3 separate regions of the Homo sapiens genome follow, and all the other regions are linked to region 1. The links are chromatin loops, found by intact Hi-C in ENCODE. Cell type or tissue: PC-3. All regions are shown on one strand. Each heading gives the region's core, and the rest is flanking DNA. Links, peaks and the distances in the headings are about the cores only.

Evidence for each region. Peaks named below come from ENCODE experiments on the same cell type or tissue, not always from the same donor. Only the 100,000 strongest peaks of a DNase experiment are listed, where the experiment ranks them.
Region 2: a loop joins it to region 1, with 11 times the contacts of the local background. A loop is called at or near these places in 3 of 110 quality-filtered maps.
Region 3: it touches region 1 in a loop (15-fold over the local background); 7 of 110 quality-filtered maps call a loop at or near these places.

The regions. Positions count from the first base shown.
Region 1 is chr1:216,738,492-216,746,486 of GRCh38, forward strand. It overlaps LOC124904512 (a long non-coding RNA gene), which reads right to left. Exons shown (of 2, transcript XR_007066880.1): 2 at 5,752-6,020. It also overlaps a transcript of ESRRG not described here. Among named protein-coding and RNA genes, the nearest start is that of ESRRG, 19 kb to the left of the region's middle. RefSeq lists an enhancer at 1,735-2,302. In PC-3, for the core only: CTCF peaks have their summits at 4,340 (motif pointing left) and 4,545; no DNase peak of the experiment used is centred there.
Region 2 is chr1:216,107,495-216,115,489 of GRCh38, forward strand. The region is part of intron 21 of USH2A (usherin); the gene reads right to left. Among named protein-coding and RNA genes, the nearest start is that of USH2A-AS2, 39 kb to the left of the region's middle. In PC-3, for the core only: CTCF peaks have their summits at 4,547 (motif pointing right) and 4,755; no DNase peak of the experiment used is centred there; H3K27me3 peaks cover 1,197 bases.
Region 3 is chr1:215,987,967-215,995,961 of GRCh38, forward strand. It overlaps USH2A (usherin), which reads right to left. Exons shown (of 72, transcript NM_206933.4): 35 at 5,054-5,201. Among named protein-coding and RNA genes, the nearest start is that of USH2A-AS2, 81 kb to the right of the region's middle. In PC-3, for the core only: a CTCF peak has its summit at 4,878; a DNase peak (open chromatin) is centred at 4,835; H3K27me3 peaks cover 674 bases.

The DNA of each region.
Region 1 (7,995 bases), core at 3,375-5,874:
AAATCTGTGGTATCATAAGGCAATAAAATTTAGTTGCTTTTCATTTTCTTCCTTATATTCTTATGTATTGTTTAGATAATTTTACAATGAATGCAGATTATTTATTTAACAGAAAATAACAGTCAAACAGAATGTAGTAAGGGGAAAAAGTGGATTAAGTAGGGGAAAAGTATGAAATGGTGAGACAGTAAAATAAATGCCAGAGCTGAGAAAGATGAAGCAGCGTGCACTTATAAACAAAAAAAATTCTAGGACTCTCAAAACACTGGCAGATTCCTGAATACATGCTAATGTTTCACTTCTCTCTGCCTAGCAAAATCTTACTTATCCTTTTTAAAAATTTTATTTGTTATTTATTTACTTATGAGACAGGGTCTCACTCTGTCACCCAGGCCTGTCACCCAAACTGGAGTGCAGTGGTGCAATCATAGCTTTCTGCAGCTTCAAACTTCTGGCCTGAAGTGATCTACCACCTTAGCCTCTCAAAGCACTGGGATTACAGGTATGTCCCACTGCAACCAGCCCCTACTTATCCTTAATACTTAGTTTACCTTGGAGCGGAGGTCAGGGGAGGCTCCCAGTAGAATAGAGACCTCAGCATCCCTCTATCATCTCAACTAACCAAATGCTATTAATGTTTTCTTCGTATTTATCTGATTCTCCCATGACTGTAAGCCTCTTGAGAGTAAAACTGCATCCTGTTTATCTTTATAAATAATCCCGACACTGAGAGACAAGTGCATAAAAGGTATCTCCAAAGATTCATTAAAGTGAAAAAAAAAAAAAAGTTCCCCAGCTGTGGGAAACAGGCAGAATAAGATGTGATATAAACATAGTTCTACATAAGCTATTTTTTAAATAAAAACAAAACAAAGACAACTCCTACACATAAACTATCTTCTGTGATCTTTTGGACTTTCTATTTGAGGTTAACAGTGAAGAGCTGCCAATGCTCATTGCTCAGTGGGTTTAACTGATAGGTGCTCTAAAAATGCAAATCATTTGATCGTCTGATGACTGGTATGTAGAGTTTATACCAGTAGTTCTCAAAGGAAAATATCAGTATTATCCAGGAACTGTTAGTGTAAATTCTCGGCCCTGCCACCCCAGAGAAACCCTGGGGATAGGATTCAGCAATCTGTGCTTTATCAAGTCCTCCAGGTGATTCTGATGCATGTTCGAGTTTGAGACCCACTGGTCTAAGCTAAAAGATTTAGAAGAAATGAAAACCCAGCTCACTGCTAACTCCTTCTCAAAATCTATTTTGCTAATATGGCTCTCCTATATGTGCCATGGAACCCAAACTCTGATGCGCAAATGTTTCAAAACAGACCAAGACACCTCTCAACTGTTAAAATTCCCACCTCCGACCCCTCAGGAGAATGAAATTTGAGATGCAAAGACGTCTCTTTCCTACAGTTTATCCTGCCAGACTCCTTCATTCCTCACTCTGTTCCCTGCAGATTGTCTTGTAAATGTGGCCAGAGACACATCTTCAGTCCTGAGTCTGACTGCTGACCTCGGCTATGTTAGCCCCTTTGCTGCTGAAGAACAGCCCCTTGGATCACTGACTTGCTATTATTCTATGCTTAATAGCCCCGACCTGTGCAATATTTTTTATCTGGCTACAGTCCTATCTCTAAATTCTCTATTTTGAATGAATACCAATTTTGTGACATGAAGTCTTCTATATAATGAAATGCAAACAATGAAAAGGCTAAATCAGTTTACAAAAAATCTATTTGTCAAACAGTGTGGAGATGTTCCCAATTTAGTCTGGGCAGTTCATGCAGCTCTTGATAAGGGAGTTAAAAACCTAGCTGTTCACAGAATGAAAATAAAGGCATCTGCACCACAGACACATTTTCCTTTCAAAAGTCTTTGTTGTAACTTGTAGCTAATTAAATGCCCTTACACAAGAGGTGCACACACACACAGCAAAATCAGAGAATAATTTTACAAGAGAGCCCCAGAGAAGAGGAGAGCACAACACAAGCTTCCCACTACCATCTCTTATATTGCATTTACATTTCTATACAGCTTCATCAGCCTGACAAAAAAAGCACAAGGGGAGGCCTTTTTTGTTCAATTTTGGACGAGAGAGATTTCTAAGCCCTGCAAAGGAACGTGCTTAACATTAAAAAAAAAAAGAAGAAAGAAAGAAAAAAAGAAAGAAATTGTAACCCTGCCTTAGATGCTTGTGGAGAAATAATGCTTTCTACACACCTTTCTATATCACCGACAGAGGAACTAAAAAATTATCAAGAACTTAAAGTGTTCCATTTTTTTATTTGTAGTGTTTTCCTCACTCCTAGAGATTATTTGCAGGCAGAGGTGCCCCTGTATTAAGCTTGACATTTATTGGAGTGGCTTTGAATTTACCATGTCACATTTATCAAAATGGGATTATATATACATATTGACATTCTTTCATTTTTCCACCTTCTGAATTTAACTATTTCATTGGGCAGAATTTAAAGTGTTAATTCTCAGATAAATTTTTTAAAGTCATATACGAAATTGGTTCTCAAATATAACTGGCATTGAGTTATCACAGTCCCCCCTCTCTCTTCTTTCACGCCCCCGTCCCCATATGGGAAGACTGTCCAACATAATGGGATAGCATTGGATATAAAAACAGAACATTGTCTAAACAGAGGATTGAAAGCTCTTTGGGGTCAGGGTAATTTATATTATATTTATATTTATAATTTATATAATTTATATTATATAATTTATATTTATAATTTATATTATATAATTTATATTTATAATTTATATTATATAATTTATATTTGTAATTTATATTATATAGTTTATGTTTATAATTTATATTATAATTATTTCTTTATACCTGTTCACAATCCTGTGTCACTACATGTGTGGACCCCTCAGGCTAAAACACCAACCTCACAACCCCTTTCTAACACTCCCCCCCGCCCCTGCACACACCCCAAAATACCCCCCTACACATACACACACACACATATACCTCTTTTCCAGATGGAAACTCAGAAAGATCACCTCCTCTCGGGAGGCATCTCTTATCCTGCCATCCTTTAGCATTTTCATATCTGTATGTGATTTTACTTCTCTTATTAAACTGTAAGCTACTTGAAGGCAGAGACCCTGTCTCATCTCAGAATGCTTAGAACACAGCTTAGGGCCTGACAGACTGGATGTTATTGAACAGGCTGTTTAATGAATAAATGAATGAATGCAAGCCTAGCTGGGCAATTGCTGTCTAAGCTTTGAATTCTTACTATTATGAAACAGATGAATTCATGCAACCCTCTTGATGTCAAAAAATACCACACTTTCGTACATGGGTGCTTGGAATACACTTGTCAACTTCTAAGTCCTATTGGTTCTCACTCTAAATCATCTCTACATTCTCAAAGTTAAATTCCAACTGCCTGAATTTCCTCACTGGTGGTTTCATTGGTCTCTCTCCCTCTGTTTTTCTGCTTCTTTCTAATTCATTCTATATGCCATTCTCAAGTACTTTTACCCCACATTTTCCACTGTTACAGAACAAAATCAAGATTCTTTTAACCTGAAAATTCAAGTCTATTCATAACCTGACCCAAACCCTCTTTCCTGGCAAGTTTCCCACAAGTCTGCTTCACAGAGCCTGGGTATCACAGCCTTCACGTAACCTGAACACACCAAATGCATTCTTATTTCCAGGATTTTTGCCTCAGCTATTCCCACCATCTTATATTTAAAGGACATCCATTTGTAATGCTCTGTATACATGTGATATGTCTTTATAAAGTAGGTTAGAGCCTTGAAAAAGGGCATGGCCAATTTGACTTGAGAGAGGAGCAAAAGATGCAGATTTTCTGAGCTATGTCTCTAAAGACTGTTGGGGGAAGAAAAATTTGTGGTAAGTGAGCAACCTTTAAGATAAAAGAGAATAATGGAATCATGTTTCTCCAATAGAATGTAAGTTCCTTGAAGACAAGAACTACCTGGTTCATCTTTATATTCCCACTAGTACCCAGTAGAGTGCTTTGTATGCAACAACTGACTAGTAAATATTTCTTTAATGATTCTTTATCCATTTCTGTCCTAACTCCATCCGACCCTTTCATACAGTACCTTGCATATACTAGATACTCAATAAATGACAGCTAAATGAATGACTGATTTCTTAATCTTTCCATTCCTTGTTAAAATGCAAAAGTGGGAGAGGAACAGAGTAAGTAAAATTGCAGTTACTGAAAAAACAACTTCAGAAAATGAATCGTTATGAACACCAAATATGCTTATTTTGTTTACACACCAAAAGTAAACTGTACAAGAAAACAAGTAAAAATGTTGAATTCACATCGCCCTCTGGTGTTGGACTCTCCCAGACAATTAAAAAAACCCTCAAACTTAAGAGTTTAGGGAGATTTTACTTCAAAATAGGAGCATTCAACCTTCCCTGATCAAGGCAAAATGAGTGTAGCATTGAATGAGAGGTGCAGCATCTTTCAAATTTGCTTCAGTTGTTAAAGATGAAATTATTAACTCCAACAAAGTATGGAGCCTCTAGTATATTTGCTTAATGGAGTGAATTCCTCCTTCTGTCAAAGTCACTGTGTCTCACCATGATAGTCATTATTAGAGACCAATGGAATGAGGCTGCTAGCTGTACTACAGGTCCTCTGTATAAAAGGTGTGCTTTAAAATCTAAGACAATATGACTTTTCAACAATAGCATACAATGGAAATGTATTTATTTGCTAAGCCTGAGAAAAGCCATTGAGTAGAGAATGAAAGTTACAAAACAGGCACAGGCTATTCATTTGCTGTTAATGCTGGGACACTGTGCCAAGGCAGCTGAAATAAAACAATACACCCTCCTTGAGGTGACTCTTAGGATCATGGAGAGAACCCTGGAATAAATATCTCAGTGTGAAATTATTGTTCTGTCTATGGCATAGAATTCAGAAAGTCCCTTATATTAAAAAATATAAAAGTATTCCTCTTCAGGGTAATTTAATTTAGAGAGCTGGTTTAAATTTTCTGAAAACTAATAGCATGTTTTGAAGGCAGTCTTAGACCCAGAAACATAAATTAGAAAACACATTGTGCCATGATTCCTTTAGAGAGTTTTTCTAGCAAGCTGTTAGCCACTAAGTGCTCTCACCATTGCCATCATCTTCACTGTTGTCATCATCATCATCACCATTCATGGATAACACTCATCATCATCACTGTCACTGTCGTTGTGATCACAGTCATTGACATGATGGTCAGTGCTGCTAAGTATCACAGGTTTATGATGTGCTAGGACTGTGCTCAAAATTTTACATCATTTAGTTCATCTGAACCTCACAATCATCTCAGTAACATTCTAATTTTACTGATTAGGAAGCTGAGACTTCGTAACTTACTATAACTTCCATAGTAGGTAACTTGCAGAAATAATTCTAATCCTGCTTACGGAAACTTTTGCTCTTAATCATTATATTGACTGCCATTAGGTACCAGATTTTACTTGTGATTCCTCTGGACACGGTGCCACATGGAGTGTGATTCTGTTCATTTATCTGCTGTATTCCTCTTTTTATCTAAGTGATGAGCAGAAAGTTTTGCTAGGAGGGTTTTAAAGGGTTAAGTGCTTTAAGAGAACAAAGCCATAGAGTTCAGTCTTGGGTGGATAAGGAACCATGAGGGAGTAAGAAATACATTGTCCGTTAGAGTCTCTTCCTCTGTGCCTCTGAACAAACGGCAATAAAATAAAGAGCATGAAACTTCTGGGTGCTAAATCAATTTATTTATTTATACTATATTTGGCAAGCATTTATTACATTGTTGTTAGCACTGCACTAGGCGCTAAACAAAATATTTACACACAGGAGAAATGCAAGCCCATATTCTTGCCTTGGGAAGTAAACATCAACTGTACAACATTCATAGGGTAACTCATTCGATGTTTTAATCAACTCCATCCCATCTGAGTCTAGTACCACACACTTGAATATGTGCACACAGACATGCACACACACACACACACACACACACACCTCTGTACACACTCCTAAAAGCAAACGTCCAACGATGCCAAAAACACACAGATTTCAGGCAAAAACTTTCAAAATTTGTCCAACAATTAAAAATAACCTGATTTTAAGAAATGCACACACATAGGACTTATAGAGGTTATTTCTACATCTCACCATCTTTATTCCTGGCAATACATGCTGTGTTACCTATGAGTAGTCTCTTTTTGGCTACAAATGTGTCCCATCTTCCATCTGTTCTTCTAGCAATATTGCTGGCTTACTGCCATTGAAGCTACATCAGCCTTCATGATGTCGTCTGACTAGGTTTTCTCAAGTACCCGTTCATTTAGCTCTCCAGGTGAGGGCAGGCATATACATTTTTCTGTAGTTCTCTGAGCAGGGTTTAACTTTGGTTCCATATTAGCAAGTGTGTATGTTTCTGCTCTATTTACCAAAGTTTGCAAACTATTTCGATAGAGTAGAAAACAGAGTCTAAAGTTCCTCAAGAAATTGCTGGCTGAGCCATGAGAGAACTCAGCCCAGGGTCTCAATTTTTCTTTTATAATGGGATGTCGGTTAGAGGTGTGCCTATTAAAGACAATACTCCCTGGATTTTGCTATATTCTTTCACATTTTGCTTGTCTTTCATCCTTTTTTTGTTTTTTGTTTGTTTGTTTGTTTGTTTTTAAGTCGAGTCTCACTCTGTCACCCAGGCTGGAGTGCAGTGGCACAACCATGACACACTGCAGCCTCAAACTCCTGGGCTCCAGCGATCCTCTCACTTCCAGCCTCCTAAATAGTTGGGACAACAGGCACACACCATCATGCACACCTATGTGGTTTGTTTGTTTGTTTGTTTGTTTATTTCCCATCATTTTTTCCCAAAGACAGGGTCTTGCTATGTTGCCCAGGCTGATCTCCAACTACTGGCCTCAAGCGATCTTCCTGCCTCGGCCACTCAAGTTGCTGGGATTACAGGCATGAGCCACCATGCCCAATATGTTTTTGCTTCTTTCATTCACTTAAGTAACATTTTTCTCTATTGCAGACACTGTGCTATGCATAGGAGTTTTTACCCTCTTGAGTTGAAGGCTGAGGTTCCCCCTGCCCCCTCCTTTCCCTTTGTCCAGTCTCTCAATGCGTGTATTCAATGCAGGCTGGTTAGCCAATTGATTAGGAGGTTGGGTAAGTTTCCATGTCAGCTCTGTGTATTACTAGGAGTTTGTCCTTGAGAAAGTTACTTAACCTCTCTGTATTCAGTTTACTCATCTGTAAAAGACACACTCAATAAAGAATGGCTATTATCTTTAAATTGTATTATGGTGATGTATATTTATATTTCAGTCCTCATGTAGAAGGCAATTATCTATGTATCAAACTCATTCTGTAAATTGTAAAAAAGTATACAAATGTAATGTGGTGTTATTATTTAATACAGGGTTTAATATAGGCTTTAATGTAGAGTTTGTTTCAAAGAGAAGTGAAAAATATTTGTTGAACACCTACTATGTCTTAAGCTTTGTTCTGAGAGCTTTACTTACAGTATTTTGCTCAACCTCAAAAAAGTTCAATAATGTAAAAATAATAACAGCCTTCTTTTATTGTGCAATTATCTAACAATCTTAATAATGTAAAAAGTAGATATTATGGTGATAATGATTCTGATTTTATGAAGAAATAAAAAGAAGGAAATGAAGCTCAAACATTAACTTATCCAAGGAAACCTGGCTAGTAAGTGACAGAACCAGAATATGACCCCAGGACTATCTGCTGCCAGGGTCTGAACTCTTTCTGCTACAACACATGCTTTTCCTAGATGGAAGCAATGTATAATAGAGGAGGCCCAAGCTAGGCTGATGAAAAGAAAAATGATACCAAACTAATAAAATATTCATATTTACAGGCAAAATGCCCTCATTGGAAAAATATTAATTTAATATATATAGTGTTTTATATCCCAAATAGTATGACATCCACATAACCGTAAATAACAGAA
Region 2 (7,995 bases), core at 3,442-5,941, 630 kb before region 1:
TTTTATGTTTTTATACTTGAAGTGTGTTTCTTGTACACCCTTTGTAAGTCTTGCTTATTTAGCCAGTTTAATAATCTATTCTTTTTGATTGTTGTGTTATGTGCATTTATATTCAACATAATTATTAATATGTTTTTAACTTAATTTTACCATCTTGCTATTTGAATTCTCTCTTTTCTTACTTTCTTCTTCTTTTTTTTTTTTGCATTTGCTGTTTGCTTCTTTGCTGTGCCTTCCCTACCTTGTTATGGATTAGAGGAGTTACCTTAACATTCCATTTTGCTACCTTTTTCATCTCCCTAGGTAGACTTTAGACTTTTTAAAATGGCTCTCTAAGGATCATCATATGCATTCTTAACACACATACTATCACAAATTAACATTATACTACTTCACATATAAGATCCTTACAGCAACATACTTCCATTTACCATTGTCCAATTATTTGTACTATTTTTTATACAGTTTAATTTTATATATGTTGTAAACTGCAGAATATGTTTAAAATTTCTTGTTTTCACTAATCAAATGTCTTCAAAAGAGTTTTTAATAATATTTTCTGTTTATTCACATTTTTAATTTCCATTTTCCTTCATTTTTTCCTCACACTTGAGTTATTATTGGTATTTTTAGCCTAAAACTTTTTTTAGCACTTCTTGTAATGCAAGACTATTCATGATATACTAACTCTTTCTTTAATCTAAAAATGTCTTTCAAATTATTTTTGAATAATACGTTCACTGAATATAGAATTGAGATTGGTGTTTTAAAGTTTCTAAAGATATTGTATTATCTTCTAGCCTCAATTATTTTTGATGAAATGTTAGCCTTCATTCATTTCATTGTTTTCTTCTATGTAGTGCCTTTTTCCTTTTCTCTAGCTGATTTTAAGGTTTTTATTTCCATAATCTTTTTTTTTTAGTAATCGGACTGTGAGTATACAATATGTGGCTATATTATACTTATTCTACTTGGAATTCATTGAGCTTCTTGCATTTTTAGGTTGTTTCATCATCAAATTTGAATATTTAGCAACAGTTATTTCTTCAAATATTTTTCTGCCTATTTCTTCTTCCTGGAACCCACATCTCCATGTATGTTAAATCTCCTGATATTATTCCACATGTTATCGATCTGTTTATTTTTTAACCTATTTTTCTCTTCATTTTTCTTTGGTTACTTCATAATGATATGTGTTTAAATTCATTAATCTTTTATTCTGCACTGACCAATTTGCTATTATACTTATCCAATAAAGTTTTTATTGTAAATTTATACTTTTCAGATCTAGAATTTCCATTTTATTTCTTCTTAGAGCTATCATTTATCTCTTAAAATATTTTATCTTTTCATCCATTATATGAATTTTACCTTTAATTTTTTTTAAATGTTTACAATATTTGCTTTAAATTCTTTGCTTTCTAATTACAGTAATTTGGCAATCTGTGGATACATTTCTACTGACTTATGTAGAACTGAAGTTGGGCTTTAATTGTATTTAGTTCACTTGTGTTTAGCTCAACCTTCAACCATTGGTGATGCCACCTTTTGGATCTTATCCTCATTTGAGCTAGCGGGGGACTTGGCTGGGACTATAAATATTTTTGGCTCATATTTGGATTAAATTTATTCATAATTCTGGAATCCAATCATGGCAAAATTTCATAGGAATCCACTTCTAGGGCCTCTTCAACTGACTTTATCTTAGCAAAATTCAAGTGTGGAGGATAATAGTGTAACCTGGGGCTGAGCTACTTGCTTTGGCATTTAGACTTTTAGATCTAATTTCATCTTACTAGGCTACATTGTTGTCTAAGGGTGGATGGTTTCCCCTTGACCTTAAAAATTCTCCCCATCTACAATAGCATACTCCTCCGCTGTCTGAACAAGTGTTTAGCCTCAGATATGGAAGCTGCCACAGCACTCTGATCACCTATGAAGCACTTATTTCTTCCTAAAATTCAATTCAGCCAGGGTTTTCTGCATTGCTTGCTCCTTGACAGACTCATAGAAAAAGATATTTCTTTAGTCTGGTTTTCTTGTTGTTACCATGAAAGCGAAGTTCTTTCTTACTGTTCTACATCCCAATTTGAAACAGAAGTTTCTAATTATTTTATGAGTAATTTTGTGAGAACAGGAATGCAACTGTTTTATATATATTTCTCTTGACTCCAGTCAATTTGTAGATTGTTCAACTGGTTCTATATTTTCAGTGGATTATCTTGGATTTTACAGGAAATATTATCAGAAAATAATAATTATCTGATCAATTTATGTCCAACTTTTAAACTCCTATTTCTTACTGCATTAATCGGACCTCTGCAACAGTGATAAGTGATAGCAGTGATAAATTCTTCTCTTTTTAATGCTATTTCATGTTTTGTAAAAATTGATGTATTTATCTACATATTTGTTCAATTGTCTAATCATCTTCATATTCAATATTTTTTCTTGTAAATTCTGAATCTTTCTTAAAGATATACCTGTATTTTCCAAATGTACCCTTTATATAGATGATTATATTCTCATAAGAATTTTTCAAAAATTTAGGATAGCCTTTAAGCCAGACATTTTCTCTTTCTAGCTTTCAATAACAAGGTTAACAATTTTTTACTTTAGAAGCAGATATTAATCCACGGGTTTAGAAAAGTCAATCAAGTATCATATGATGTTAAAAATAACAAAAACAAAACAAAACAAAACAAAACAAAAACCCAGCCAGGCACAGTGTCATATGCCTATAGTCTCAGCTATTTGGGAGTCCAAGGCAGGAGGATGGCTTGAACCAAGGAGTTTGAGTACAGCCTGGGCAAGATAGTGACATAGTGAGACCCTGTCTCTAAAACAAAAGAAAACAAAAAACTAACAACAAATACTAGTTAACTTTTAGCAGTAATAAAGAAATGGATTAATGAAAGGAAGAAATGAAAACATCAGCCTACATTAAAACATAAAACTAGAGAAAATAAACAGTAGACAATAACTTAAAGATACATCAGTTCCATTAACTTGCCTTTGCTTTCACCAAAATACATGTTTGCTCTGAATAATAAAGATAAACAAGAAAGGCATAATACTTACTTTAAGGGAAACCCATCCTATAGCAGTAGAAGTATTTGTATCCAAATGAGTACAAAATATTATAAAGACCCAGTACAAGAGGGATATGTAATCTACAGCTATAAAATAGCAAAAGTGATTAATTTTGTTGAAATGAGAGCAAAATGATATACAGAAAAAGTTCACAGAAGCTGTGATGGTTAAGCAGGACTGTGAAGACTGAATTAAAATTCAGTGTGTGCACAAAGAAGTGAAGGGCATTACAGGGCATCAATAAATAAATGTTCATAGAAAGGAAGAAATTGCAGTCGAAGAGAAAGCACTTTCTTGAAACTACTACCACCACCAGACTGTCTCTTTCTTGTTGATTTTTATAACTACCTGTATCTGGCCGGGCATGGTGGCTCACGCCTGTAATCCCAGCACTTTGGGAGGTCAAGGCAAGCGGATCACTTTAGGTCAGGAGTTTGAGACTAGCCTAGCCAACATGGTGAAACCCCATCTCTACCAAAAATACAAAAATTAGTTGGGCTCGTTGGCACACTTGTAATCCCAGCTACTCAGGAGGTTGCGGCAAGGTAAACACTTGAATCCTGGAGGCGGAGGTTGGAGGTTGCAGTGAGCCGAGATCGTGCCACTGCACTCTAGCCTGGGTGACTGAGTGAGACTCCATCTCAAAAACAAACAAACAAATAAACAAACAAAAAACTACCTGTATCTGCAGTCTGCCTAGTATTCCCTGTTTATATCATAGAAGAAAGTATCAAACCAAAGTGTTGAGACGAGGATGAAAGGTGTCAGAATCTGCTGCTATCGCTAAGTTCTCCTTCTCCTTCGGATACATTAACCAAATCCATTGATCTCAATCCTAGGGTTATGACAGACAACACATTCTTCAAATCCTGCTAGGAAACACATGAAATAAATGAGTAGAGCTTACGGATCTAAAGCATGTTCTTTGACTCATATTCAACAGAAAATTCCAATATTATAATCAGAATGATATGACTCAGTTTAAAAAAACTATCAGAAACTTTAAAAAACGCTTTATTAAACTAGTAGAATAAATTGGTCAAAGATGTATAAATAACTGCTGAAAAACAAGACAAATAAAATATGCCAATACAATACTCAAAATATACTTTTTTCAGGAAACTACAGTATGGAAAATCTAGTATGCATAGGCTTCTGAAACTAAAAAGAAAATTTTCACATAAAATTAATTTATTCTATTAGCTAGGTATTTTCTTATTCTTGCACACATAAAGACAGCAGAAACCCCTTGGTTTCATTATCAAATATCCCTTCAGCTTCATTCCTACTCAATCCAATTGCTCAGAGATGGATTTCCATGCCTAGTTAGTGCATTAGGGAATGTAAAAGTTCATTTTCATATGGAAGTAACTCTGGCTATATAGTTTAATTTAAATTATGCAAAACAGTTCCTAAATTAGAAAAACTTTTTCTTTTTACTTGACTGCCATTAGGTGGTGCTAGAAATGTCTCCATTCATAAACTATTTATGGCTAACCAGCTCTATAAATACATGAATAACAAAATCTCCATTGATTATACTCGACAAAATAACAGTTGAAAGCTAACCTGAAAATATGAGCGCCCTGGAATGAATCCCCAAACATTCCTTAGAATACCAAAGTTGTGTTATCTTATTATTTAAACATGTATTTTTTCTTCCTTTTGAAAATTAAATTTTTTTCAGTTGCTTACTACAAAAGAATTCAATAAATATTAGATTAGCATTCTAAAAATTACAATGGAACTATAGATTAGGATTAAAAAGTAGGGCAATACCTGAGGAAAAAAACAAGAATAATGTGCTTTAATGTAAAAGAAGTGTTGAGAAATGATTTCATTCTGGTCTGTATAAAACAAAGAAATGTGTTTTATAAAAACTTTTATTTTAGGTTGTGGGGTACATGTGAAGGTTTGTTACATACATGAATTTGTGTCACGGGGGTTCAATGAACAGATGATTTCATTATACAAGAATTAAGCCTAATACCCAATAATTATCTTTTCTGCTCCTCTCCCTTCTGCCTCCCTTCACCCTCAGATAGACCCCAGTGTCTGTTGTTCCTTTGTGTTCATGAGTTCTCATTATTTAACTCCCACTTATAAGTGAGAATGTGCAGTATTTAGATTTCTGTTCCTGCATTAGTTTGCTAACGGTAATGGCCTCCAGCTCTATGTTCCTGCAAAAGACATGATCTTGTTTTTTTTCATGTTTGCATGGTATCTCATGCTGTATATGTACCACATTTTCTTTATCTAGTCTGTCATTGATGGGCATTTAGGTTGATTCTATGTCTTTGCTATTGTAAATAGTGCTGCAATGAACACCCGCGAGCATGTGTCCTTAGGGTAGAATGATTTATATTCTTCTGGGTATATACCCAGTAATGGGATTGCTGGGTCAAATGGTGGTTCTGCTTTTAGATCAAAGAATGTTTTCTTTCGTCTTTTGAAATAATCCCCCATTCCTTCCTTGGAACGATTAAAATCTGTAGCTGTCTAAATGTGACCCTTATAAGGACTGATCATGCTTTACAACCTCCAAATGATAAAAAAAAAAAAAAAAAAACAAAACAAGAAAGTAATATCCACCAGATACTTTATGAAATACATATACATGCTATAGTGCTGATTTCCTGAGCAGAATAGCCCATAGATTCCTACTCTTAAATGGAGATACTGAATTGCATGATCTCTAAAATCTGTGGTAGCATGTGAATTTATAAATTAATGAACTGAAATTGTCATCTAACCGCCTTTTCATTTCTGAGTTCACTGCAAGAAATTTCTCAAGTTGTGTAATTTCCTTTCCATATGTTATAAATAGTTTTCAGCCACTGTCAGGCAAAACATTTCTAGCATCAGGAATAGTTTGGCCTGGCATTTCTGAAAGACGCCAACTAGTATTCGATAGATTTAAAATGAAATCTTATTCTAGTTTTAATTTGTATTTACAAGATGAATAGTGATTTTGAACTTTCATCGTAGTTCTTCATTTGGATACTTTTTTGTCATTTGTGCATCCTTATTATTGATCTGTAAGCGTTTTTTCCACATTAAGGGTATGGTTTCTTTGTCTGTCACTTGTTAAAGTCATTTACTTTTTTTTAACAATTGACTTTTAAATGTTATTTTTAAATGTAAAAAGGGGGTTTATTTTTGTTTTAAAATCTAAATGTTTTCAATAATGGCGTCTTCCTTTGCTTTTTATAATTGGGCTTCCTAGCCCAGAATTTGTAACTTACTTATATTTTTTCTGTTCATTTTCTGTATTTTTATATTTAATTTTCTGGAAAAAATAAAGTATTAAATATAAAATTTGTAATTTATTTTGACATGTAAAGTGAGATAGGGATATATTCCAGTTTTCTTTCTTACTTACAAATTTACTTACAAAATTGCTTTTTTTAGTAAATTTTTAAAATTCTGCTTTTAGCTACCTATCAACTAATTCACTCTTTTGTATTAAAATGATTATTATAAGTTCTTCTTTTCTCTTTTCCTTAAATAGATCCTGCACATTTCTTGTTAAGCTATAGTACTTATTATATATTTAATTGATATTAAGAATCAGATCATTTTCAGATTTGTTATTGCTGAATTATGGAAAAAATATTTATTTTTATGTATTTATTTATAGCTAACCATCTTATTGTACTTCTGTTATTTATAATAGGTTTTGATGGCTTTTTTAGGTATAAACTTATTTTCTGGAAATTTCATCTATTCCTTTTCAACAGCCATAATTCTTTTTTCTGTCATTACACATGGGTTATATCATCCAGAACAACACTAAATAACAGTGGAGGTGATAAGCATTATTCATTGTCCCTAACTAGTAAAAATTGATATCATTTTTAAACCCTTAAGTAAAATGTTTACTCTTGGTTTGTCCACTTATTATTTTTGTCTTAGGTAACTATGTTTCTAGTTCATTTTTTACATAATTTTATTCCTCCTCTTAGCATACACTTCTTGAGTTGCTATTCTGTGAAAGGTAAGTAAAGCTGACTACAATGCATTTTAAATTTTTAGGAAACTTTAGGCTAAAAGAGGAAGAAAGCAGTCAGGGGATATTATCCAGAAAGAAAACATTTTAGGTGATTGGTAAACCCTGAAGAAATGAAATTTCCAGTGGAAGGATTCACCAGTGCAAACACCAATAGCAACCAACACGTCAAATATGAAATGCCACCAGATGCCATAAAAGAACAACTCAGGGCTTCCCTTGAATAGCTTTTTAAACTTAGCTACAAATATAGAACTATAGGCTTATGTGTATATAAAGTTTTAAGTTAAAATGTATAGATAGATACAGATACATAGATATTAATAGATATCTATGGTTATTTAGATGTGTATTTTCATAGATATATATCTATCTGCATATAGATATCTATTTATATCTGTATCCGTATGTATAGAGAGAGCTCTATCTATGTAGATATAGGCATCTATGTATCTTTCCATCCCTCTCCAAATTATCAACCCCAAATTGCCCTTACATACCAAGATATTTATTTATTTTTGTTTTGTTTTGTTTTGTTTTGTTTTGTTTTGTTTGAGACAAGGTCTTTCTCTGTTGTAAGGCTTGAGTGTAGTGGCGTGATCATAGCTCACTGCATCATTGACCTCCTGAACTCAAACAATCCTCAGCAATTCTCCCACCTCAGCCTCCTGAGTAGCTGGGACTACAAGCATGTGCCATCACACCCAGCTAATTTTTAAAAGACTTTTTTGTAGAAACAGGGTCTCACCACAGTGCCCAGGCTGGTCTAGAACTCCTGGACTAAGCAATTCTCCCTCTTCAGCTTCCCAAAGTGCTAGGATTACAGGCGTAAGCCATTGTGCTGGGCACAAATATATTTATGCAATTGTCAATACAAGATCAAGATTTCTCAA
Region 3 (7,995 bases), core at 3,580-6,079, 750 kb before region 1:
TTCTTAATCTTTTTTTCTAGTTTAGTTTATAGCATTTTATTACATCCTCTCTGTATCTTTTTTTTATTACAGTAAAAAGCACAACGTAAAATTGGGCATCTTAACCATTTTAAGTGTACCATTGTGTTATCTACATACACGTGGTTGTGCAACAGAGTTGTAGAACTTTTTCGTCTTGGAAAACTGAAGCTCTAAACCCATTGAACAGCAACTCTCCATTTCCCCCTTCCACCCAGACCTTGGTAACCGTAATTCTAATTTCTGTTTCTGTGCATTCAACTACTATAGATAAACTCACGTAAGTGCAATCATGCAGTATTTGTCTTTTTGTGAGTGGCTTATTTCATTTACCATAATCTCCTCAAGTTTCATCCAGAGCATATTGTATGACAGGACTTCCTTCTTTTTAAGGCCGAGTGATATGCCATTGTGTAAATATATCACATTTTGCTTATCTACTTATCTGTCCATAGACACTTAGGTTGTTTGCACCTCGTAGCTACCGTGAATAATGCTGCAATGCATCTTGTTTCCAATTCTTTTGGATATATTTCAAGAAGTGGGATTGCTACATCATCTAATAATTCTATTATTAATTATTTGAGGAACCTCTACACTACTTTTCATAGCAGATGCACCATTTAATATTCCCACCAACAGTATTTAAGGGTTCCAGTTTCTCCACATCCTTTCCAGAACATGTTGTTTTCTGTTTTTTTCTTTAATAATGGTAATCAACAATTTTTTAACTGAGCAATTATTATGTCTCAGGCACTATTCTTGGAGCTGCTGGTACACTGCTGAACAAAAGACACCAAATTAGGAAAAATTCTCAGGGCTCATGAAGTATGTACTGAACCAACTAGCAAGCTTTCCAGCACAGACACTGTGGAGCAGGACCAGGCTGGGAGACAAGGAAGAGAACTGAAATAACAAGGGGAGAGGATCTTTTCTTAAAGCATTGGTTAAGGATTACCATCAGACTTTCACGAGTAGGAGATGATCATTTAAGTCAGAATCAGTTATGACAAGGACAGAATGTTTCCTAAGCCACGCTGGCCAAAGGCTACCAATTGTTTGATTGGCAAGGACTGGACATTTATATTAGAACTTTTTATACCTTTCATATTTTGTCATATATAGGCAAGCATAAAAATATACCTAGTTCTCATTATAGAAATTGAGTTTAATTTTTCTCAACAAGTCTTTGTTCATGTTTATAAATCCCTAGTGAACAAACATACCTTTAGGTACATAACTGATTAACAGAGTCAAGATTTTGAAACCTGAGTGTGCAAAACCAGGCAAGTAATACCTGTTTCAGACTAAACACATGTCTATATCTGGTCCTGCAACATCTTCGTGAGGATGCAGAGGGATGACATGTCCACATCTCATAGGGAACCACTAGGAGCTGCTTCTCTGTGTACCTGGCACCTTGTGCACCTCCCCACCTTGTGAGAATTCATTTATATGGATATTTTCCCCGAGGACTCTGATATCCTTGAGATCAAGAAGCAAGGAAATGCACTGTATAGATAAGAGTGAAGGAACCTAGTAGGTCATCAAAATACATATTTTGAATGAACAAATGCAAATTTTTTGCATGGCATGAGGAGGCTCCTGAAGCGATCTGGGTGAGCAATATTAATGGCCTTCACTAGAGAAGTGCAGTCGAGGGGTTGTGTGGTGACAGCAGTCAGGGGTGAGCAAGGTTTAAGGTGAAGACTGCTGCCCAGTATACTGGCTGGCAGGGCTGGGTGGTGCAAATCCATGAGAGAGGGAATACAGGAGAAAGAGCAAGCAGAGAGATGGAGACCATGAGGAGAAATCAACTTGGATATGCTGGGTTTAAGATGTAACAAAAATCCAGGGGGAGGATTTTGTGAGAGGTCTCAGTTGGAAAATGTAGTAAATACCCAGGGGTATTTTGATGATAACCGAGGCAGTGGAAGATTCTGATTATTTAGGAGGTCTGTGGTGGAGCCTAGAATCTACTTATTCAATTGGTGCTCCCAAGATTGTTCTAAGAATCAGATAAGTTTGAGAAATACCATTTAAAATCTTTTGAAAGGGTTTATTTAGTTACACAAGAATGAAGTCTATCTTATTCTCCAATTGTATTTCTCTTCAGCAGCATATTCAGAAATTAGAAAGCAACCATTAGGTAGCATATATTGCCATGTGAGCCTGGTACCATTAACTTTGAATTGGGCATAATCCAGAAAAGAAAATTAAAAATTCTTTGGTCAAATGCAAGATCGGTATTCTCAAAAGAGAAACCCAGCCTCAGAATCTACACAGCTAGAAAAATATATTTTAGGAACAAATGCATTTTGAACAAATATATTGCAGACACTGGATGGTAAGTACTTCTATCATCTCTCTTGGTATCATTAAAGAGCCAGGGCTTTGGAGTATATATGCCACTGATCAAAGGTAATTTCCACAAGAAACATTAAATGAATTAAATATTATTGCGTACCAATAAAAAGTAGAACATTGTGTTAGGCTCTGCGGAGTGAAAGAGAAATTAATGATTTATGGTCCTTAGCATCTGGTGGGAGTGTTTGACATATACGCAAATAACTTTAAGCACAGGCTGAATGAAGTTCCATTATGAAGGCATAGAAACAGTTCACATAGTCAAGAGAAGAGGGAAAGTTTACTTTAAACTTAAGGAAGAGTAGAATGATTTCATGGAATAAGAGGCCTACGGTTAGCCTAGAAGAATGAGTTGTATTTCTACAGGTAAGGACAGGGTGATGACAGGGATTGTTAATCTTAATTTTCCTTTTTTTTTTTTTTTTTTTGAGATGGAGTCTCACTCTGTCACCCAGGCTGGAGTGCAGTGGTGTGATCTCGGCTCACCGCAAGCTCCGCCTCCCAGGTTTATGCCATTCTCCTGCCTCACCCTCCTGAGTAGCTGGGACTACAGGCACCTGCCACTATGCCCGGCTAATTTTTTGTATTTTTAGTAGAGACGGAGTTTCGCTGTGTTAGCCAGGATGGTCTCGATCTCCTGACCTCATGATCCACCCCCCTCAGCCTCCCAAAGTGCTGGGATTACAGGCGTGAGCCACCAGGCCCAGCCTGTTAATCTCAATTTTCTAATCAAGGAAATTGGGGTCCATGGAAGTTAATGAATTTCCTGAGGTAACACAGTCACTATACATCAGAAACAATTTTTGACTCTAGGCCTATTTGACTCCACCCATGTTTTCCAACCCAACATTAAGCCATAAATATTCCAGCATGGCTAGAAAGGAAGATATGTTATAAGGCAATGTGTATTCAGGTTGAGTCACAAGTTGGTAGTAACCTGAATACCAGACTAAAAAATTTAGACTTTATTCTTTGGGTATTTGAGGAGAGGTGTGGGGACTTCGAAGACAGATGGAGAGACAAGATGTTTTCCAACAATCAGATTATCCCTCTCTAGACAATCAACAAGAGAAACAAAAAGCTAAAAAATTGGGGGAAAGTGGGGAGAAGTAGTAAAAACAAAAAAAGTCGTTTTAAAAAAAATAAAACTGCCTTTTAAATGTCTAACCATTGTACCACAATTAAAGTTCTAAAAATCCCACTCTAATTAAACACAAGACTTTGGAATACCATGGAAGTGTCAATACAAATCTCCAAAATCTCCCAAATTCTTCTTGCTTGATGAGTACATTTTAAAACTGCTTGCAAATATACAAAACATACGCAAATACACAAAACATTCAAAGAGCTTTGTAATGTGGAAAATGTTTCCCTGAACAGCTGAAGATTCTGAGAGCAATTGTAGTTCTAGTTGTATTAACCAATTGGGATGAAGGGAAGTGCTCTACTATGCAAATCATGTAACAGCATTTCACAGCAATCCAATTGAAATAAATCATTAACATTTTCATTGTCATCTATGAACTAGGGTACTTTGTGAAGTAAGAAGCATAACAAGATTGTTGATTGCTTAATATGGTATCAAATAGGCATCCATTTATTTTTTCTTGGAAAATTTGTAATAGTACAGGAATAACTTCAATAGCAGAGATAATAATTCACTCTGATTATTAGAATTCTCTCCATTACCTCAAATATATCTAGTGCATTTGCCAAAAGTTTAATTAAAATGAGATGGCTGGAATAATTAATATCATAGTAAACATAAGACAAACTAATAAAACTGTAACTTTTTTCTTTCATTCTTTTTGGCTGTGCTAAAAGAGCCCATTTCAATTTTCAGTAATGAGTTTCTTAAAAGAGTTTCTATATTAAAAGTCTTCTTGATATTTGTCTCAAAGAGGAATGAAATTTAATGTCAAGTAAGCTTCCATCAGTGTGAAACAATGGTACTATGTTATATGAACCTTAAAGATATTTCCACTAAATGAATAAAGCAATTTCTACCCAAAACTATTACAAATTCTTCATAATGAGATTTTATTTTAGTGAAACGTAACTGACTAGCTTAATTCACTAAACTGTACAAAAACATATATATTGCTTAGAAATGCACAAAACTTGCCTCCAGCTAAATATGTATAAATATATGTATGTTTAATCTATGCATTGTTTAAAAACAGCATGTTGAAATATTTATAAATAGTATATTAAAAAATACAGAGTTCCAAGTGGCCTCTTTTAAGATAAACTTATTAAATCAAAAGCGTTTTGACACAATATGTACATGAACTTTCCACCTCTCTCCTTCGCCAAGGAAGAACTAATGGCTTTTAAAAACAGAAAGTCATTGAAAATACAATGTCACTCTCACTACGGCATTCTTTGGGAATCCTCCCCGTTTGCTCTCTTCACCTCTCCTGGAGCATATTAAACAATGAGATGCAGTACACAAAAACTATCAAAAGGGAGCACTTTTGAGCCACCAAAATTGTGTGTTAGCCTAAAAACCACAATCTCCCCAACTAGAGACAATGATACTATCTTAGGTATTTTATGTGCTAAAATGATCATTAAAAATTAAGCACCACATATAAGCTGCCATTTAGAATATTAATTTACCTTTGCTAATCATCTTTTTAACTTGAGGCTAAAAGAGTTCACTTACCATTCGGATATTCAGGCTCAGTCCAGGAGACATTAAAGGAGTCAGGTGAATATGAGTGGGCTTTGGGGGCTGGCACGCCTTCGGGTATGTCCTCGTCAGTTAGGGCCTCACTGGCCTCACTCACTGTGCACCCACCACCTGTGCAAGCCTAAACAGAGATGCAAAAATGCTCATTTCACTCTTGGTCCCAAAAGTTTTCATGAACATTGAGGAAAGAGAATTCATAATAAGAGTTTCAGATTTTGTTATATAGTGCTACCTTTACTTCCCCAAAATAAATTCATTTCAGTGTTAAGATTTAACATTTATTTAATTTGCTTTTTAAGACATAAGATAGCCATCCCCAATAGTTAGAGAATAACTGAGATGGTATGAATGTATGAATTAAGGAAGCATCTTAAGTCAGAGCCTAGAGATGTAGGGCATATATTGACTGGATAAACAGCCCTGCTGAAGTTAGCCTTGCACAAAGGTTCCCAGAGTGAATTAAACACACACACACACACACACACACACACACAGCATGTGTACACATAACATAAGTAAAGTACTAGAGGATGAAGACTACTTTAAGACAAAACAACTGACTTCTAGGGAAGAAAAGATGTGCAGCAAATACAATTGCCTTTTATTTCTACAGTGTGACCAATATGTTTATAGCATAACACCAAATAAAATTAAATAAAACAATGTTTCTCATAAAACAACAAATACAAAGCAATTTTTGAGTGAATGTTTAATGGCTTAAAGGATCACATAATTTACTTATGTGTCAGAGTAGATAGGCTTCATTAAAACATGTTTGACAAATTTAACATGATCACAGAACTCTCTGTTCCCTAATTAAGTATCACTAATGTCAGAAATGGTAACATGAATGTTACAGAAACTTCCGTGTGCAATTTCATAATAAACTGCAAATAATGTTTTAAACTTACTGGACAAGCACTTCTCCAGGAAATTGATAAATACATTAAGGGGTTTTCAGCCCATATTTGCTAGCAAATATTAGTAATTATATCCTTATATAACAATGATATTTGAAAACTATACTTAAGCTTGGTTCAGTATCTCTTCAAGTTACAATTTCAATTGATACAACAAAGTTTAAAAATCTTTCAAAAGGCACTAAATTTTACCAAAATCAAAAAGAAAATAAAGCAAAATCATAAGACAATGTAAAAAAGCAGAGATATTTAGCTCATTTTTGTGTAAGACAGATATTACTAAGATAAAAAATTAAAGCATCTCTTTCTTTAGGCGTCTCTCTGATTTTTCAGTTTGATACTGAGTGAGTGATTTTGTGATTCTTAAAGTAGTCGATATTCTTTTCCCCAAAGACAGAAGGAAGCTGACTGATTTTTAGATTTTTTTTTTAAATATGGGAGTACACTACTATTTGCAAAGTTGTTGCAACTAGTTGCAAATTCTTCATTATAAGCATAAACAACAGTTTATGGTCAACAAACATGGAAATTAATCTCACTTGCTATTACAAGACTATAGCAATAGCCCATGTCTTCAGGATAATTTCTTACCAGCTTAATTAAGCAACTTTCAGATGGGTTAAATTGTGGCCTGAGCATGAAAATTGCATTAAGATTGGGTACCTAATTAACCTCTGTGGGTTTCCTCTAATTCTCAGCTGTGGCATGTGCCTTTCTGTGCAAGAAAAAAACCATACTCCTCTAGAGAATGGAATCTTTGCAAATGTGGCCAAACTCTGACTCAAAGCTTTAGGACAGGTCACTGTGAGCTCAAAAAATAATTGCCCAACGATTAAAATAGAAAAAAAGTTGAAGACCCCAGACATTTCAAATGTGCTAAAAGTCCACCAGAAAATATGGCAGGAAAAGAGGCCATATGAGACAGCTGAGTTATCAAAGGAAAAATGGTCAAAGACAAATTTTTCCCACTTCTCAGGGAGAAAAAAAATCCATCCATTTGCATTTTTCAGATTTTTTTTCCTTAGAAGGGAAAAATGTTGCAGCTTCTTATTGTTAAACTTGTAACACACTGGGATTTAATTCTGATAGTCTACTTGTCACTATTTTTTTCTTATTTGTATACTAAAATATTTCCCCTGCTAACTCTCCCCAAATAAATTCTATACTATACAACATATAAGTATATATTTTTAAAACACAGTGTGAATTAAAATTTACTTTGAGGATTTTATGATGTCTTCTAGGATAAGTAAAAGCATCCTTTGGTTTAGAAGGACTGTTTCATCTACTATGTCATCTGAGATCCATAAACCAGTAACTTGACAAAGAAATCTCTTAAGAATGTAAGGCATTTATGAAAGCATTTTTCTTGTAAATGAAATTATTTATAAAGAGGCTGCTGAAATAACAGAATTACCTGCAAATTATTTTATTTTGTTTTGCCCACATTCTTTTTGGATGCATTTAGAGGGTCCTAAGTAAGCAGGACATTATCTTAGTTCCTTTGATGGGAAAATAAATGTTCTTAAAGCTGCTTCCAATTGGTCTAATCTGACATCATCTAAATGAAATTGAACCAATCAGTATCTTGTTTGACCTGCCCGCACCAGAGGCCACTACATTCAATACAGCTGAATGCTGATTAAAATTCTGGTCTGGAAAAACTAAACAAAATAGTGGGGTTGATTAAAAATGCCTTTATGAAATAGCAAGGTCTTTGAAAGCCTGAGAGCCATTAAAATAAGTTGTTTTAACCATCGCCTATAGCTTTTCTCAGTTACAGCCATTTTGAAAAATTCATAAAGGCATAACTCTGCCTTGAAATGATGAGTAACATCTGGCCAAATAAGGGATTCAATTTTGGTACAATAAAATGCATAAATAATAAAATTTTATCAATTATTTTTGAAATCATGACTATTAAGACAATCCAAAACTAGCATTCTCTTTTTTTGTTGTTGTTGAGATGGAGTCTTGCTGTATTGCCCAGGCTGG